Regions from separate parts of the Homo sapiens genome. Here region 2 is linked to region 1. Evidence: read pairs that join two places in POLR2A ChIA-PET (ENCODE). Cell type or tissue: OCI-LY7. All regions are shown on one strand. Each heading gives the region's core, and the rest is flanking DNA. Links, peaks and the distances in the headings are about the cores only. Region 1 overlaps CLINT1 (clathrin interactor 1). Region 2 has its middle 140 kb from the start of LINC02227.

Region 1 (4,398 bases), core at 234-4,233:
TGATTATGGCAATAACATGCTCCCATAGAATATATTCTTCCTAACAATATTTCTTGTTACAGCCTTTCACCTGTAATTCATAGTTCTGTTATATTGCAACTGCTTTTGGTTTTTGAATTGTTTATACCAGCAACTGATTACTGAGTAATTTAAGAGTCTCAATTATGGCAGCACTATTCTAATTAAATGCTGGCACTTTATTTTGCAAATAGAAGTGTAAACTATCCACGTTTGCAAAATTTGTAGAAAAAAGTATTGAGAATTTATAGATAAAATTAAGATGTACGTATTAAGCATGTACTTAGGCTGGCTTTACTCACAGAGTAAATATATAATTCATTTGAAATATGAAATCCTTGACTTAGGCTGGATGCTGTGGCTCACGCCTGTAATCCCAGCATTTTGGGAGGCCGAGGCAGGTGGATCACTTGAGGTCAGGAGTTTGAGACCAGCCTGGCCAACGTGGCAAAACCCAGACTTTACTAAAAATACAAAAATTAGCTGGGCGTGGTGGCAGGTGCCTGCAATCCCAGCTATTTGGGAGACTGAGGCAAGAGAATTACTTGAACCTGGGAAGCAGAGGTTGCAGTGAGCCGAGATCGTGCCACTGCACTCCAGCCCCTGGGCAACAGAGCAAGACTCCATCTCAAAAAAAAAAAAAAAACAAAAAAACCTTGACTTAAATTGGATTAAATTGGCCATTTGTTAAAAGTGGCATTTTTCCAGCAATTAAGAAAAAATGTATATAAAGCTGAAAAATTACGTAATTTTAAGTAGGACAAATGTTAAGTTCTTAATTTGAACATTAAGAGTAAAAGATCTTGGCTGGGCACGGTGGCTTGTGCGATGGCTGGGATTACAGGGTGCCTATAATCCCAGTACTTTGGGAGGCCAAGGCTGGTGGATCACGAGGTCAAGAGATTGAGACCATCCTGGCCAACATGGTGAAACCCCGTCTCTACTAAAAACACAAAAGTTAGCAGGGCATGGTGGCACGTGCCTGTAGTCCCAGCTACTCGGGAGGCTGAGGCAGGAGAATCGCTTGAACCTGGGAGGTGGAGGTTGCAGTGAGCCAAGATCACGCCACTGTGCTCCAGCCTGGGGACAGAGTGAGACTCCGTCTCAAAAAAAAAAAAAGTAAAAGAGCTTGAGAAATTTGCTGGCAAGACAACACTGATTTTGAATTTAATGTAAGTAGTATCTTTGTAGCCTTCTTCAGATATTATAAGGAGTAATTTGAAAATAACAACACATAATTGACATTTCTTTTAGACCGATTGCATTTCTCAAGTATGAGTTTTTAGAATACATGATGATAAACATCTTTTAGTTAATGAGTTACAGTATGTGTGTGTGTGTGTGTGTGTGTGTGTGTATTTACATATATTCCATCCTTCCTTTCCTGCCTTCTTTGGACAGGGTCTCACTCTGCCATCCACGCTGTAGTGCAGTGGCACAATCTAGCCCACTGCGGCCTTGACCTCAACCTCCCATGTAGCTGAGACCACAGGTGTGGGCCACCATGCCTGGGTAATTTTTTTATACTTTGTAGAGGCAGGGTCTCTCCATGTTGCCCAGCATGGTCTTAAACTCCCGGGCTCAAGCAGTCCTCCTGCCTCAGCCTCCCAAAGTGCTGGGATTACAGCTTCCAGTATATTCTTAATGCTTACATAATCGCTGATAAAGAAGACTCAAATTATAGGTATGCATCTCATGTCAGATACTTATATCCCAAGGGGAATAAAGTGTTATAACCAGAAGTAACAGGAAGCCACAGGATAACCTGGCTTTTTAATATAATGAGTATTTATTGATCATTTGCAACTCTTGTAGGTACTTGAAAATATACCTGTAAACAAGTTTTGGTAGAGGTAAATAAAAAGAGCAAGTAAACAAAATAATTATACATTCTGTGTTACGAAGAAAAGAGGCTGCAGTTAAGAATGATGAGTGGGATTATTTTAGATAGAGTGGCCAGAGGAGGCCTTTCTGAGGATGTGGCACCTACTTTAAGACTGAAAAGTAGAGTGAAGAAAGTGAAAGAAAGTGTTCCAGGAGAGGATATTTTAGAATAAGCAAGGTCCTGGATAAAGAAAGAGCTGGTGAGAAAGTGGCAGTGCAGTGTGGCAAGAACATGGAAGAAGAGGAGTAGCTTCAGAGGTTTGTAAGCCACTGTGTGGAGTTTGGGTTTATTCTAAGGGTCATAAGCAGCTGATGAGGAATTTTGATAAGGGAGCAAAATGACACCGCTTAATGACACCACTATGCTCAGGGCCATGTAACTTACTCTTGGTGCTGAGTTGGATAGTGGATTGGAAGGGAGAACAAGAGTAGAAGGTGATAGTGGCTGAAATCATGATTATAAACAGCAATTAATAACATGGTCTCTGGACCTTCATCTATGGAATCAGACTGCCTGGGTTCATGTTTTGACAGTTAATGGTTGTGTGACCTCTAGTGAGATACTTAACCTCTTTGTGCCTCAGTTTTCTCATCTGTAAAATGGGGATAGTAATAGTAGCTGCCTCATAGAGTTGTTAGGAAGATTAAATGAATTGTCCGTGGCTTAGGACAATGCCTGGCCCATTAGAGTTATGTGTATTAAAAACCAATAACCAAACAAATATGGCTGTATTGTGGAAGAGAGTGTGAAGTATGAGAAAAAGCAGTCTTGGCTTTGTACAGTTCTTCTGTGGTAATAGATTGTGCAAAAAAAGGAGAGGGTTCCAGTATGTACAAGTTTCAATTAACAACCTGCCAGAAAAGTGAAAATTGTCTATATAAAAGAATTGGTACATCTATAGAAATGAAATTCGTGATGGCTCCCAAATCCATAGTTTACACTCAGCATGGGTAGGAGAAGTTTTCATGTTTTTGAAGTATGTTTTTTAACTTTAGATTTCATTTAGTTCTTCAAATCTTTCTATGGGACACAGAAATCTTGTGCCAAGTTATCTTAACTTTTTAAGTCTTGGCAAGGGGTCATTGAGTTAATTTCAGAGGATATAGTAAATTAATAAGTCTTTCTAGTCATGCCCCCAAAAGAGCTGGCTTTGTGTGTTTGTTGAGTAGAGGGTGTTTATTTTAGTTCCCTTGTTCATATCTTGGTCTCAGCTCCCCTTTCTTCCTTTCCACCTCTCCCTTCTCTGTTCCCAAGATATCATGGAGTTCACTTACATATTCATTTGTCAGTTTTTCACAAGCCATCTTATGTTAGACATTCGTTGTTAGGCACCGAGAGGGAAAGAAAACTGCATAAGATATAGTGTAGTCAGTTCTGGTTATATGAGGTAGCTATGTTTTATAAAGTCGCCTTAAGCAGAACCATTGCTCCTAGGGGAAAACACAGGGGTAGGTTCCTTTGAGCCTCTGGTGACATTTTCTTTAGCCAGTCAGTACGTCACTTTGTTTTTTATGTGTGTTTTTATTTAAAGACATCTTTTTTAATATATAAAAAAATTGCTGATTTATTAACATTGAACTCACTGCCAACAGCACTATAACTGATGTCTGAACAGGGCTTATCTCACACGCATTTTTTTCCTGTAAGGCATATCACAATCTTCCTGTGTTTAGGAGCACTACATAGCACTTGAACACTATGCTCAGGGCCATTTTAAACAGCGAAATTGCCAACGTGTAAAGCATAAAAGTGTGAAATACGTTGCACCAAATAGATTATAGAAAGGACCCTTGTTTATGGTTTGAGAACTGAAACAAGAAGGCAAAGTGTCAGCTTGTTTGACCTCGGATGGGAATGTGTGCTCTGGACAACTCACGTTTTTTGCTCCTCTGCTAATGTTCATGAACATGAAAGCACCGTGAATACAGATTTTGAGGTTACATTTTAGTGAGTAGGCAAATTTGCGTATATGGAGTCCATAAATAAAGAGGATCAACTCTATTTGCTTTTTTAAAACTGACAATATATTAAGGTAATTAAAATAAATTCATACATAGCCATTGTACAGGCAGAATATAATACATAAGAGTTTAAAAATGTAATGTTGGATTTGATCAAAGGAAGGGGGAAATTATGGGTTGGAAAGAACAGGAAGGCTTCATTTTTGCATCTTTGTTGAAAACTAGGTTTGAAAAGAGGTGGGGATTCTGGAAGCACATAGAGTCACTGAGATAAGAAAGTAAAGGGCATATTGTTAAGGCAGTAATGCTAATCAGCTAGTAAAGCAGTGTAATCATCCCATAAAGGAAACGAAACAGAGGGAATGAGAGAAAAGGCTAGATAGGTAAGTTGAGGCCTGATCATGCAGGTTCTGATTACCAGTTCAATTAGGACTTTTTTTTATAGTCCTAAAGAAGCTATTTAAGAATTTTTGTCCCTTTGTTCTGTTACTCAGAACAGAGTAACAGAACATCTGCTGTCACCAAGACTGATCC
Region 2 (4,398 bases), core at 327-4,326, 430 kb before region 1:
CTCAGGCCAATGCCTTTTTTTTTTTAATTTAACATGCTCCATTCCACACTCAGAGGAAGAAATTCATGAAACACTAGGGTCTAAAATTTCATCTAAAATTCCCCTGTTCATGTGCTTTCCACTGCCTAGGTTCCCTTCACTGTTGTAGGAGATGAGAAAAGGGACACAAAAAAAGTGACTTTAGGAAAGATTCCCATGACTTAGTCCAGATTTATTGAGAAATTAAAGATTCTTTGTTATAGATTTGTTATTTACCTGCACATATTTTATTGTATTTATGAGCTGCATTTTGTCAATACCTAAAAAGCTAAATAGACAAATGAATAAAAATCAAAGGCTCTGAAATATGACTGGAGTCTTGAAGCCTAAACCAGGGATATAACAGATGGTTGCATGAGTTAGTAAAGTTGGTAAATGATGCATAGAATTTGCAAGGCACCCAACCCTGGCTGGCTCAAGTAAAGTCCACTAAAGGGCTTGAGGTGGAGGTAGGGTGCAGGGTGGTGAGTAGTCTGTAAACAGGTGCTAAACCACTTATTCAAGCACTCTCACAAATGGCCTAAAAGATTTTCCCAGCATCCTCTTGCTCTCTATGAGTCACTGTGGGAATAGCAGTGAGGTTTGGAGTTGAGTTATAACCATTCAGTAAAGCATTTCCCTCCAGACTGTGCGAAGGAAAGGGGCTATGTTGGTAAATTTATTGACTATTTCATTAGATCAATATGGAATATGATTTAAAGGGCTCTGCCCAGCCTCTTTAAATCTATTTAATCAAACTAATTAATAAAAAAAGTAAGAAGTTGAAGCATATCCTGTAAGGTGCATCATAAATATCTTCCCTTACTTGGGCTTTTGATCTCACCCAGGTAATTAACAGCTTTACTTAAGTTCAGTCATTCCTTCATGCCTGGCTATGGTCATAAAAACCCCAGGCTATATGTAGCTCTTGGATTTATTATGTTTTTCTTACTGCAAGAGCGTCTCTCACATTCCGTTTTCCCCCTCCTCTCGAGAAAGTTTATGTAGCCATTGCTTTTGCAGCTGTCATGAAAGCTACACTGGCTGGTGAGCTTTGTACTGCTTGTGAGGCTGCATGCACTCAGCTGTTGCTATCCAATTCAGTAGCTTCTTCACTCTACATCAAACTATTCCACAGTATCTCCTGTCTAAGAATGAAGAGAGAAAAACATCCAGAAGCCCTGACCTCCAAAGTGCTGTTCTCCCATTGCCTGTCTATTCATGGATATTTTTCACGAATGAAATGGCCTCTCCCTTTTACACAGGACATGATTTTTATTGTGGGATTTGGAGGGTCATCCTCTCTGTAATCACTGAGGATGAACCATTATTTTCAGCTCCTCAACAAACCAACTCCCATGTCTCCACCCTCAACTCCTTCTCCTATCAGTTCCCCAGCATCAATCTTCCTAGCTATGAAAACTTGAGATATCTAGACAAGCCAGCATTATCACCTGGAGGTGGGAGGAAAAGTTGATATCTTTCCAATGCTAGAGTAATTGTCATGAGACTCTGACTATGAAACTGAAATTATAGCTTCACTCTGCTTCATAGACAGAGGAAGCTCAGTTTGGAAGGGAAGCAAATGCTTCCCCAAAGCTCTTCTGTCTCCATTTGAGGAGGAGCTGGGTAAATACACTCACCCAGGTAACTGTGCTCCAGGGTCCTTCCCCAGCTGAAAGCAAGGTCTGAGAAAATATGGCAGTTGGCTACAAAATTCAAACTGTGCATTAACAGTTGACTTTCTTTAATAAATCACAATTATTTGTGCAAACAGTTGAGGAGATGAGACTCTGTTCTGGATATGACCAGTTTCCCATGGATGATAACTTTTGTTCCCATGCACTGGAAAGCCCACAAAAGATCTACTGAGGAGCTGAAATCAGAGTAATTGCTTTCGCAGTTTAAGATCTGTAGCAGCCTATTTTACTTTTGCTCCCTGTATTTAATTTGGTCCAATTCAGTAAGTATTCACCAAATATCTACCATCCTAGGTGTCATCAGAAGAGACACAAAAGAAATACAAAACACAGAGTGAGCACGTGGGTTTTATATGCTTTGTGGGAGATTAAAAACAGGCTGACATGAAATGCTCATGTTTAAGATCATCTTCCCTTTAACCAGCCCTACAAATTACTGTTCACACAAACTCTTGGACATCATTTATTCAACATATATTGAGCCTCTGCACTAAACACCAGGCTATGAATGCTGCATGTGTGATAAAAAGATGAGCTAGCAATTATTAACCTCTATGGGTTTACTGTAGCACAAAGGAGATGTAAGACACTTACAAAGAACTTCATGGCTCTTCATACCATGAAATTTATATGAAAAAAACCCGAAAGAGTTTGCTTCAAGTCACTGTATCATCTTAATACAATCTAAACTGCCAATTCTATTGTACACTAACACATCCCCAATTTGTTCAAAATAAGTAAAGGTACCTTTGTTTAAGTAAACATCCAATTTAGACAGCATATTTAATGAAGTAGTATTAAAACCTTGTAACTCAGATTATAGTTGACAGGACATTTAACAGAGGGTGTACTTGTATAACCTACTAAGAATAGTGTCGTGTCTATGTCAGTTGCTTATCAGCGGTGTGTCTAAGACACCAGATGGGACTTGAAATGAGTCATTTAACCATTATAATCATGTTATATCATTCTTTTTTTTTTTTTTTAGAAGGAGTTTTGCTTTTGTTGGCCAAGCTGGAGTGCAATGGCACAATCTCAGCTCACTGCAACCTCTGCCTCCTGGGTTCAAGTGATTCTCCTGCCTCAGCCTCCTGAGTAGCTGGGATTACAGGCATGTGTCACCATGTCCAGCTAATTTTTTGTATTCTTAGTAGAAACAGGATTTCACCATGTTAGCCGTGGCTGGTCTCGAACTCCTGACCTCAGGTGATCTGCCCACCTTGGCCTCCCAAATTATATCATTCTTAAAGAGCAACTTTTTCAAAGAAAACTTCCTTCCTAAATGAACAGTAGTTTATGAAGACACTTACCCTCCCAGCACCATGATAAATTTCAGCTAAGCCTCTGTTGAAATAATCACTAACACTGACTTGCAGAAACAATAGTCATCATTACATCTAAAACTTTCAAGCCCTTGTGTTATGTCAGTTGCCATGCTAAGTGCTATAAGTGTTTTATATCACCGACGGTCACAAGACTAGAAGGTAGGTTGTTCTATTTTACAGACAAAAACACTGAAGCCAAAGGTCCCACCACTAGTGAAGACTGTCTGAATTTCAGAGCACATGCTTTTAAATGAATGCAAAATCAATGGAGTTGTGTCACGTATATGCAGTTCAGGGTTAAAATAAGTAAGTAGGTTGGCAAAAGTCCCAAATATATCCAAAAGCACAGAGGGAACAAATGTGATTTTTTTCCTACCAATTTCCTTTTAACCTCCTGATTTCTAGAGGGACCGATTTTGCTCTGTGCCTCCCGTTCTTTCTCCTGCCCTCCAATCAAGGATGCTCAAGTGGTAAAATCCACTTAAAATATGGAAAATGTTCCTTCCTGTCGCTTCAGGTGCTTGTCTGTTTGAGGTGACTCGAGGAGGTCTGGTGAAGAGGGATCTTGGAGAATGGTGTATAATTCCCATCTCTAAAGTTAAATTATTAATTTTTTATCAATTAATTGGATGAGGATTGGTGGGAAAGAGAGGCCCACAGCTCAGCAGGGCTCTACTGGGTGCCGAATAAAACAAGAAACCCACCCGGGTGAGATGGATAAGTGAAGGGGAAGAGAAGCCACAGTGGTAATAAATGTGAGAATCCCCTACTTTCAGGAGAGGGGAGCAAACCACCTCCCAGGAGGAGAGATGCAGAATCGCTCAGATTTCTCCAGGGGGATGGAGGGGGTTGGTTAACAGAATCAGCCCTCCAGGCCTTGTACAAAGAGACTCTACTGCTTGCCTGGGAGTCGTTTTTCTTAATTCTTTCACATACTGAAGAAGATCAGATCCCAGAGAAGAGAAGTTTCTAGCCTCCCTTTTGACAAATAGAAGGTGTTCTTACTCAGAATACTGTTGTTTAATAATGAAAATAGCTTGTATTTTCTGGGTATGTACATAAATTACATTTGCTATAAGAATGTCAAGTTATTTTTAAAACATATTTTCAAATGCCTTTTTTACACTTGATGTTCCACTACCCCTCATTGTTAATGTTTTGGGGGCATCATTCCACACACCTCTTTTTGCTGATAGGGACAGCTATAAAAATCTGGTTATTAGTTTATTGAACAAATACCTACTATGTTTCAGAGATCATAGCTATGCATGTTATTCTCGACCATTTTTTATTCAATAAAATGATGTGAACTTATTTTTACATTAACAGAAATCTACATGATGATTTGGAGTCAT

What was found. ChIA-PET counts read pairs that join two places held together with the same protein. Peaks named below come from ENCODE experiments on the same cell type or tissue, not always from the same donor. Only the 100,000 strongest peaks of a DNase experiment are listed, where the experiment ranks them.
Region 2: POLR2A ChIA-PET joins it to region 1 with 9 read pairs; 2 of 35 experiments call an interaction of 5 or more read pairs at or near these places.

Annotation. Positions count from the first base shown.
Region 1 is chr5:157,834,389-157,838,786 of GRCh38, reverse strand. All of the region lies in intron 1 of CLINT1 (clathrin interactor 1), which reads left to right. Among named protein-coding and RNA genes, the nearest start is that of CLINT1, 23 kb to the left of the region's middle. In OCI-LY7, for the core only: no CTCF peak of the experiment used is centred there; no DNase peak of the experiment used is centred there; H3K4me3 peaks cover 1,084 bases; H3K27ac peaks cover 2,654 bases.
Region 2 is chr5:158,262,705-158,267,102 of GRCh38, reverse strand. No RefSeq gene overlaps it. Among named protein-coding and RNA genes, the nearest start is that of LINC02227, 140 kb to the left of the region's middle. In OCI-LY7, for the core only: no CTCF peak of the experiment used is centred there; no DNase peak of the experiment used is centred there.